Linked DNA regions of Homo sapiens: region 1 is linked to region 2. Evidence: chromatin loops called from intact Hi-C (ENCODE). Cell type or tissue: sigmoid colon. All regions are shown on one strand. Links, peaks and the distances in the headings refer to the core of each region. The heading gives the core; the rest is flanking DNA. Region 1 overlaps BNC2 (basonuclin zinc finger protein 2). Region 2 overlaps BNC2 (basonuclin zinc finger protein 2).

Evidence for each region. A loop is a pair of places that touch in the nucleus more often than their neighbours do. Peaks named below come from ENCODE experiments on the same cell type or tissue, not always from the same donor. Only the 100,000 strongest peaks of a DNase experiment are listed, where the experiment ranks them.
Region 1: it touches region 2 in a loop (2.8-fold over the local background); 1 of 110 quality-filtered maps calls a loop at or near these places.

What each region holds. Positions count from the first base shown.
Region 1 is chr9:16,519,242-16,524,620 of GRCh38, forward strand. All of the region lies in intron 5 of BNC2 (basonuclin zinc finger protein 2), which reads right to left. Among named protein-coding and RNA genes, the nearest start is that of BNC2-AS1, 200 kb to the right of the region's middle. In sigmoid colon, for the core only: no CTCF peak of the experiment used is centred there; a DNase peak (open chromatin) is centred at 2,970; H3K27ac peaks cover 711 bases.
Region 2 is chr9:16,651,778-16,657,156 of GRCh38, forward strand. The region is part of intron 3 of BNC2 (basonuclin zinc finger protein 2); the gene reads right to left. Among named protein-coding and RNA genes, the nearest start is that of BNC2-AS1, 72 kb to the right of the region's middle. RefSeq lists an enhancer at 1,497-1,997. In sigmoid colon, for the core only: no CTCF peak of the experiment used is centred there; DNase peaks (open chromatin) are centred at 1,834 and 2,174; H3K4me3 peaks cover 1,422 bases; H3K27ac peaks cover 338 bases.

The sequences.
Region 1 (5,379 bases), core at 93-5,092, 130 kb before region 2:
GATAGGTATGAGGGGGTGATTCTTACAGAAGAAATTTTGTCTAGAGCTGGAAAGAGGAGTAGCCCTAGTTGAATGGATCAAGGGCCAGAGACAAGGATTCTGAAAATTCTAACGTAAAGTCCCAAAAGATAGGAATTGGAGCTTTTATCTCAAATCAACCTTAGCAGATTTAGGAGATAACCTCTTCGGATGTAGAGATGTGTTCCTTTGGACAGGTAGAGACAACCCTCACTTCTGGGAGAGTTTCTCATTTTGTAGTGGCGAATGAGCCCTAGTGGCAGTGGGTGGACTTCAAAGGCAGCACACTAGTTAGACCTGGGGCTGCTGCTGATCAAGTGAAACATGAGGTTAGACGGAAAGGCTGTCCAAGGCTGCCATGCTGTTAGCAGACAATGACAACAAAAATAGCTGCTACTTGTGGAGTTCTCATTAGGTACTAAGCACTTAACTACCATTTTCTCCAGTTTTTTCTACAACCCTGTAAGGTAGACATTATCATTTCTATTTCACAGAAGAGAAAAGTGAGGTTCATGGAGGTTAAGTAATTTGCTCAAGTCATACAACTGGCAAGAGAAAGAATCAGACTTTGAAACAACACCAAAGACTGTGTTTGGCCTCCTTCCAGGTAGAACTAAAGGAGTTATGTTCCAGTGGAGGACAGATGACCATACCCACGAGACAGTCAACAGACACTGGCAGGGACCAGTGCCATAGTTCCTGGGACCAAACATGGCAAGGCCCAGAATCCAAGGACCAAATCAAATTATCTTTAAGAATCCTTCTTGAGAAACTCTAATGGGCAGATACCGACACATTTTGGCTACCATAATCTGACTTCTGCAGGATGATGTCTGCTCCCTTCTCTTCCAGCTAAATGCACACGCACAGTAGTTCCAGGAGGCCTACGAGGAAACCTTTCCCGTGCTTCTTGATGGGACTCTCAGGCAAGAGTAAAACAATCATCTCACACTGCTGAACACCAACCCGACACTTGGGCTCTTCCAGCTTGAAGCATTCTTGTCATAAGGGTCACAGAAAAGGAAACATCGAAGGTCAGTGCTTCATTATGTGAGTGATTTTGAGGGAAAGGGAGAGAAGCAAGAGAGAAAACCTTGAACAAGAAAGAAGCCAAAGATTCAAAAAGAAAAGCAGGAATGGTTAAGTACAAAATCGAGAAGGAAAGGAACTGGTGTAAGAACAATCTGAATGGAGAGCATGAGATTCCTATTCCTCTGCAATATTGCAGGTAGTTGCATGCACAGACATTTTTCACTACCTAAATCTGTCTTCTTCCTGTGTTTAGACAATGATAGCATAGATAGCAAGAGTTGGAGAGCAAGAGATAGGACATTCTCTGAACAGCACATAAGAGAGTGTAGACCAAGGGAGACTCCTTTCATCCCAGCAGCCCAATCTAAGTAATTTATCTGAATCCATATCATTCCTGAGTACAGAGAGCTCAAGTTCACACAGTAAGGAGTAACTGTACTTTGTGATTCCAGGTTCCACTGTACCTGCATAAGCTATGGGCATATATGTTGTGTTACTATAAGTTTCTTATATCAGGCCACTTGAATGACTTTATAAATAAGAAATCCTGTCTTCAGTATGGCACAAGCATAGCTTTAAAAAAATTGCAAAGAAAAACAGAAATCCAAGGCAATTTTGAAGAATTTCCTCCAAGAATGACTGACTTGGGTCTTTCTCCAGACATACTAATATTAGTATTTTACTCCAGCTTCTCATCAATTTACATGGGTTTACTTCAATCCCAAGGGAACTGTGGGGCCATCCCCACACCATGGAGCAAGATATAAGAGGAACATACATCAGACAGGAGAATCACTTAAAAAAGTGATAAAGAGACAGAATTTAGGCTTCTTAAAGATAAAGAATGGCTAGCCTGCCCTGGGAGTTTTCTAGAAAACTCAAGATATGACAGATGTGGCCGACATATTTGGAAGAGACCAGGAAAGGTCTGCCAGAGGCTGCTTTTCAAAAGAAAGGAACAAAAATAGTGGAAGCTCTATCTCCCTCTACCTCCCCTGTCTGGTGCTCCGAATGTACCCACAACCCAACTGAAATCTTAAGTTAAATTTCCACCGGAAATAAAAGGTCTAAGTGGGAATGGGGACAATGTTGCTGATTTGGCAATGTGAGCAGCAATGTCATGACACTTCAGTGCTTTATGATATAACGTGTTAGCATGGCAGTATTCGTCATATACTGGCCATAAATAGGTAAAACGTGAATGGTTTACATCATTAGAGAAGAAAATATAATTTGCGCACATATACCTATTTCCTGCAGTATGAAAAGAGTAATGTACTCTTCTGAGGGAGGGGACGGGAATTAAAGACTCACCAATAATTCTTTCTATGTGTGTGCCTTTATGGTTTTTTGACATGTATTTTACGTTTTCCTTCCAGAGATTCTTTGTAACGTGAGATTCCTTAAAAGTGCTACTTCCTACTAACAGTAGTCACCAACATTAAAACTCCATATCATGTTAAATTGGATTACTGAGTTCTAATTTTACCTTAAATGGAGCAGAGGGGGGTGTAACATTTTTTAAGCCACAGCAAGAAATCCATGGGATAGCTGCAACCGTTTTTAAATACTCATATTTTTGTATGAGTATTAGGCCTGTCTGTGACAATGTTCTTGGAAAAAATTAAAAAGCTCCCTTCCTCCAATAATATGCTCAACATCCTCTTTTGCCAGAGGCACTCACTCATTATATAAATCAAACAAGCACACAGCACTAGACAAAAAGTGACTAGTAATGCCCAGCACATTCCTCTGCTTGAGCTGAGATGATTTTGGTGCATTGCATGCAGATGTCAGGTATTTTAATAAAGAGCTCCATTGTGCAGGCCCCACTACTCCTCCTTAGCTCCCAGCACTCCCTGAAAAGGGGGGCAGGAGGAGAGGGGAAGAGCAACAGCCATTCCAGCTGGAGCTGGAACCTAGTCTGAGTCAGGAAAACCACAGCTCATAAGCAAAGAGGAAGCATAATGTTCTACAAGGACAAAACATTAGCAGAAATGTCACTCAGCCCCAGTTCCACATGTTGGCTGCCACGGCCTCTTCCTCCTAGCATGCCCGATTGATATAAATTCCATCTGCTCAGCAGCCAAGTGACAGAGAAGAAATACCGGCATCTGGTCTCCATTGCTGTCGGGTTTTTGTTCCATGTAAGACCTTAGCTAGAGACATATGAAGAGATGAAGGTGCTGGCAAGCGACTAAAAGGCTGAACTGGCAAAAGGAGACTTTCTGATGCTTTTCACACTTCTCTTTAGATTTTTTACAGGGATGGGGGAGGGTGTGACTGAGACTTGATAACCTGAACAGTGGGAGCCAAGAGGCCTGAAGGTCATTTCGTGTTTTTTAAGGTTTGAAGCTTTTTAAAAGAGTTTTAATGTTAAAAACGATAAAGCACAACACTTATTCCCCCTTTCCATCCATTTAATGCAACAGAAGGCAACTAAGTCACAGAAGAATGTTCTTCAGCTATTTTTTCCCCCTTCTCTTAAACATCCACCGATTTGGACCTGCTCCACAGGCACTTTATATTCTCCTGAGGAGCAGCTGAAAAATGCCAAAAATCAAAACCACCACTCTGTTTTAACCCCCAGCTGTCCAGAAAAGTATAAAGTCATCTATCAAGCCTAAAACCATGATGGGAAAGAAAAGCCAGTCTAAGCCTCATAAAGAAAGCTGGATGCTCCAAGAGTTCACTCCCACCAATCTCTCAGGTCATCATTTAATTATTCACTCAATCAGAAGACTGAGAACAGTGAAAATGAAACATGGAAGCAGAACTGGTGAGAGAAAACACAGGTATCGAGTTTCAGTGTCTATTCGTGTGTTTTCAAAGCGGTATCAATGAAAATGGCTCTGTTCACAAACATAACACGGAAAGGGTTTTTAAAATAAAACAACTGGCCGGACGCGGTGGCTCACACCTGTAATCCCAGCACTTTGGGAGGCCGAGGTGGGTGGATCATGAAGTCAGGAGATGGAGACCATCCTGGCTAACACGATGAAACCCTGTCTCTACTAAAAACACAAAAAATTAGCCGGGCAGGGTGGCAGGCGCCTGTGGTCCCAGCTACTTGGGAGGCTAAGGCAGGAGAATGGCATGAACCCGGGAGGCGGAGCTTGCAGTGAGCCGAGATAGCGCCACTGCACTCCAGCCTGGACGAAATAGCAAGACCCCGTCTCAAAACAAAAAAAAAAAACAAAACAAAAAAAAACAATTAATGTCAGGTCCTAACGCTGCCTTGAAAAACAACTGTGAAGGTGAATCTTGTTAAACCCTCTTCAAAGTATGACTAAAGAGAAGAAAGGTATAAACTTTCTGGAAAAAGAATACAAAAAAAGATTAAAAGAATCTTTTGGCCCAGCGCGGTGGCTCACACCTATAATCCCAACACCAGAGGCCGAGGCGGGCGGATCACCTGAGGTCAATAGTTCGAGACCAGCCTGGCCAACATGGTGAAACCCTGTCTCTACTAAAAATACAAAAAATTAGCCAGGCATGGTGGCAGACGCCTGTAATCCCAGCTACTTGGGAGGCTGAGGCAGGAGAATCGCTTGAACCCAGGAGGCAGAGATTGCAGTGAACTGAGATCGTCCAGGAGGCAGAGATTGCAGTGAGCTGAGATTGTGCTACTGCACTCCAGCCTGGACAACAATTCCATCTCAAAAAAGAATATTTTAATAACTGTTCTATTTTACAACTCTAACAGATTTTAGCTTCACCCAAAAAAACAAAACACCACCATATGAGATTATGCTGTGAAATAAGCTGCTTCTTCAATCTCCACCTTTTCCTCTTTACTACCTAATGAGCACTTGGGGTGAGAACACCATGCATGGTAAAAGAAGCGAATTATAATAAAGACAAAAAAGTTAAATAAAATGACAAGGAAACCAGTAGCAACAGAGTTGACTGTGACCCCTTTGAAACTGCTACCAGTGTTAATGACTGATGAAACTGTAATGAAGTACAGTATGAGCTACTAGTAGACACCAGATTTAACCTGAGAGTGAATGGGGCTTCAGCTCAGGTCTCTCATTTGCCTAGGTCGTTAGGAGTTTCAGAGTAAGAGAACATCCTAGGTGGTAAGGAGACGCCAGAGTGCAAACAGGCAAGATTTCTAGGTAAGCACTTCTGACAAGTTCCCTAAGGAAATTTAGAAGGAAAGGGCCCAAATCTCCTTGATTCCTGTTTCCATTTCCTGTTTTTTTTTGGGGGGTGATTTCTTATTCTAAATACACATTCAGGATTATACCTAAAAATATTAGGAGCTTAAATTAGTCTATTTGCTAAATAGGACTCTGATGTTCCTATGTATAATAATCTACTGAA
Region 2 (5,379 bases), core at 168-5,167:
ACTAACAAGGCAAGGGATAACTCAACTGACACTTTCAAAAGCAATATAATTTCAGTAGTAAATCAAGTGACTATAACATATACGGAGAAGAGAGAAAGACGATTAGCATGTATATATTAAAATAAAAAATAGAGTGTTAAGAAATACCAATCCTGAGTGTTCAGATCTTAAACCATTCCTAATCTATTCTATGCATTATTTTTCTTAGATGGTATTTCTTACACAGCATATGTGTTCCTCAGCTCCCATTTTATAAGTGGAATATCCTTTTGTAAAGACATTGATATATCCTAAATAGTTTGCTTATTTTGTTAATACCCAAAGGCAGACTTGTTCAGCTGTTTCTAACCTCAAAATGTAAATCTGTTTTGGATGAGACATAAAGACCCAACAAAGAGAAACAAGAAATATTTAGAATCAACATAAGAAACCAAAATAATTAATTGAGTCATTGTTTTCAGATAATAGCACTTTTATTAGAATTTTTTTTCTCTCAGGAGTCTGCAAAACTCAATACTACACAGAGATCTCATACTATAAAAACAAGTAAAAACTAACTATAAAACAAATGTTTTTTTTTAACCATTGGGTTTTCTTTTAGGTTGCCAAACCAGTCACTTAAACAAATAGGATGAATGTGAAAATGGAGATGTAGAAAATAATGGGGCTTTTCACGAAAGTGAATGCCTTACTTGTTATTTTTATCTTCAGTGGTCTACTTTTTGAAAAATTCACTTTAATAAAAGATTTAAAGTGAATTATACAAATGTAATATAGTATTACACACATTGAACCTGTCTGCATTATTTTACTTGAAAAAGAGAAACCTCGTTTTTAAAGGAGAGGTTTTTACACCCTAAGTGCACATGATATCATCACTTTTCTTCCCCATCAGTGTGCCTCATATTTTCCTTCGGGCAAATCTGAAATCTACTGGAGTTTTTCCTCATGGACAGCTCAATCTTATGGACAGAAGTTGTGCATGCAACAACATTCCTAAAAGTGAAAGGGAGAAAGGCATCCTCCCTGTTATTGTTAGTCAAAATAAAACACTCAGCTTCAGCAAAGAGTAACTGAAACACCTTCTACTTGGAGGCAAGCATTTCTGGCAAACCGAAGTCTTGACACACCAAGCCCAACAGGAGATAGGGTATACTTCCTCAAGGGCACCCTGTGGGCCCTACTCCCTAATGGTTTACGGGATCAAGTTTTGAACTCTTGATTTCAAAATGTTGGCGGTTATATGTTTCTATTTATATTAGATGATCTCCAAATTACAAACTAGTATTTTTAGTTTAAAATTACCTGATTTTCAGAATAAATGAATTTTTTAAATGCTGCAAAATGACTTAAGAGTACAGTGAATTTTAAGACTATAAAGAGACCTGCAGATTCATATGGACAAATGGGTCTGTGTAGTTTTACTGTTAAACAACTTTTAAAATAACTGCAGATCAATTAAGTGTGACAGTTGATTACTCTTCCCCATCTCACCAAAGCTTTTGAAATAGAGAAGAGGGGAAACACACGCACTCACAAATGTAAGTGCCCACACACAGAAATCTCCCCTTCGATATGTACAAACAGAAAATAAACTATCTCCTCTTGCCGCCTTAAATACAAAATGCACACATATACACCATTGCCCAGACATCCTTCAGTTTATCTCACGGACAAATGAAATAAAAAGGGCTTCTTTTTGTGTGTTTTAAGACACACACAAAAAAGCACACACGCTCCCTCCAAGAATCCTGCCTCCAATTTTCTGTCACAAGGAGCACTCTGGGGGCCTGGCGGGGGAAGTGTTTGGGAAACAGAAGGAGCCGTTTCAGCAGGCATCGGTTTCTCTCTGTGCCTGTGAAGTGGACATTGGCATATCTTGCCTAGGCTGCTCCTGTGGGGTTCATCTGGTCGGCAGGGTGGGGAATAGTTGTCTGCACCATACCAAGGTCAGCCTGCTAGGTCTGACAGTCTCTGTCTCTGTACAAAGAAAAGAATCAATACTTTTGGACTACGGCTGTGCCCTCAGTGTAAAACAACAAACATGCAGCGTCTGACATGTTTCTAGGTGATTTGTGGCAGAACCTCTTGTCTGATCTGTATCCAGGAGCTGCTGTGTTACTGCTCTTTGCTTTTCGCCTCCCCCACTCCTTCCTCGGCCCCCCTCCTGCCTGCCCCAGCTCTGTGATGTCTAATACTTTACTCAGGTACAGAGGCGGGTGTTCTACCCTACAGCTACTTGTCACTCAATAAATCACACCTACAAGCGCAGTCTGCACAGAGTGATCTGGGCTTTAACAAAGGATCAGAGGGACAAAGTGCAGGCAAGATGCTGTAATTATAGCAAAAATAAAACATTCAGAGAGAGGGACAAAAGCACAGGCTCTTAGGCAACTACAGTAGAAATTGTATTTTTTGTCCTCTCTTTTGGTTTCACTCTCTTAATGCACTCCTCCCATCTTTCCTCTGCCGAACCCCAACACCATTTATTTTTGTTGTTCTTGCTCATTTTCATTCTAACTAGAGTTCAGGGCATAACATAAGCATTATTAAAGAGTCCATTAAAATAAACAATGCTCATCTCAGATGTTAAAATGTACGTAAGTTGTGCTAATGAAAGAGAGGCACTTTTAATAATTACCTTTACTATCTTCAGTTTATATCCTTATCTAAAATATTTGCGCATGCAGGTCCCAAATCCTCCTGAAACAGACCAAAACATAACAACAGTACCAAAAGACAGCTATTAATTATGACTTGAACTTAATTATTTGAACAGCCATTAAACAATTTAACTTACACAAAAACACACTTGTTTTGTCTGAGTTAATTTGTGTAGATATACTTCTTCAGTAAAATATTAACATATAGGTTGCTCAATTTGCTTTGGAACAATTTTATACTAGATCTGTTCTTTTTTACCCATCCCCCATGCCCCCAAATTTATTTTCCAGAGCCTGAACCATTAGCCAAGTCAGATAAGAAGGTTTTGGACAGTGTATTCTGTTCTAAATATTTTAAATGCAGCAGTTTGAGTTATCCCAGCAATTTCAGTCACATCAGACACCTCTTAATGCAGGAAAAATGACGTTCCATCATGGAGGTCTTGCACAAGTCTCTACTGTAACTGTTGCTGATGAAAATAAAAGTGAGTTAGAATAGCTCTACACTTCCTTCCTAGTCAATCAATGCCTGACAGCACCAGTTCCTTCAGCCATGTACTTCAGAAATGATAGATCAATAACTGTGGTTTAACAACAGGGAGCCACCAATCATTATACGAATGATTAAAAGGGGTCTCACTCACATACACCTCTGCAGACAGACTAGGCCACGAGATCAGAATCCTTGCCACATTATGCTTCATATTACAGAAATTCAAGTAAAGGAGGAAAAAACTGGGGGAGGGAAAATCATTACGATACAGCATAAAGGAAATATTAAATGCTTCATGACCATGCTAATTTTAAGCCACTATCTTAAAACACAAATTCTCCAAATTCACTAAAATAAAGATGAATAAAAGCAAATATGGGGGGACAGTGCTTATTGCTAAATCCTACAAAGCATCAATGTATTAAGATTACTTGGAATTTGCCCCTATACACACCTGCAGGCCGCATCTGCCGACAGTATGAGACTCAGGTAACTATCTTGGAAATCTCCCCTGCAGTGACTTATTTTATCTCACTGTATTACAGTTCCTCCTTGACTATCTATCTGAAAAGTCTAAAAGGCCATAAAAAGGCAGGACTATTTCATCCAGGAATAAAAAAAGTCCCTAGCACAAAACAAAATTCAAGCATTACTGACAAATTAATTAAATGAATGAATCAGACTTTTAAAAAATCGAGTCTCTTTTTGAAATAATTCTAACAAAAGATATTATACAACTTCCCTCACGTGCCTATTATAGAATATTTTCCTTGAATTCACTTATTACAAAGCAAAGCCTTTTATCAAACTACCAAACTGTTCCAAATGGCAAAATTCTCCACAATTGCTGACTTTCCTTTCTCATTTGTCTAGAGCAGCAGCGAACGACTGTCCTGGCATGCACAGTCAGGCAGCAAAGAACACGTGCTGACTGGGGGCCACTCTGATCTCAGTACTGTTCTAGAAGCCACAGATGTACTGACCTCTGACAGAATGAAGATGGACACGTGTGGACATATTCGCCACGCATTGTAAGTACTTCAGAAGAGGCACATACAAGGCAGTGTTCTTAATAGGGGAGGTTTGTCACCCAGGAAACACTGGGAATGTCTGGAGACACTTTTGGTTGTCACAACTGAGTGTGGAGGACAGTTACTGGTAGCTATGAGTAGAGGTCAAGAAGCTGCTGAATATCCCACAGTGTAGCACAAAGAATTATCCAACACAAAATGTTACCAGTTCCAAGGCTGAGTAACCCTGTGTGTAGGTGCTCAGGGAACACAGAAGAGAATGTGCTTAATTCTACCTCGAGAATGGAGGAAAGGGAGAACTCTACTCACCCGTAAAAGCAGGAGACAAGAAAAGTGGTTACAAGAAAGGACAAAGGGACGACAATGGGGCCACCCATGCTGAGGAGTTTCTGTCTCATTCGATGCACCAGGAGAACTGATGGTAGGATTCGGGGGTGGGGAGAGACAGAATTCACAGTACCAGTAGGAGAAACAGCCTCAAGAATGTTGAAAGTGGAGTCTGAAGTCAAGAAATAATGGAAGGCTCCCTCACCTCAAGATTTGCTGAGGTATAACTGGTATACAAAAAACCACACAAAATTAATGTCTACAATTTGGTGAGTTTGGATATATGTATGCATTCATGCTACCATCACCACAACCAGAATAATAAACATATTCATCATCTCCAAAAGCTTCCATGTGGACCTTTAGGGTTTTATTTGTTTTTGTTTTGTGGTATGAATGCTTAACATGAGAAGTACTGTCTTAACAAATTTCTAGATGCACAATATCATATTGTTAACTGTAGGCAATATGTTGTACAGCAGATCTCTGGGACTTATTCATCTTATATAACTAAATTTATACCCATTCAAAACAACTCCTCACAGAGGGAATCTTTACAAGATTAGAGGCACTGGGGATGCAGAATAATGAATGGGGAAACAGAAGTCAGTTGCCATTTAAAATTGGGGAAGGAGGTATGAGCTAGGGAGAAGGACAAGTCTAAGCTGACTTTCTGGTTTCTAGCCAGATGGTGATGCTATTTAAAGAACGGTGGAGGCTGACTATAGTGGGGCAAGGGTAGACACTAAAAATTTAGCTTCTGACTGGCTTAGTTTTGAAGTGGATCAACCGAGAGAGCTCCATACAAATATGGAGCCCTACAGAGAAGCCTGGGTTGGAGAAACAGGTGGGCAGTTAACATCAA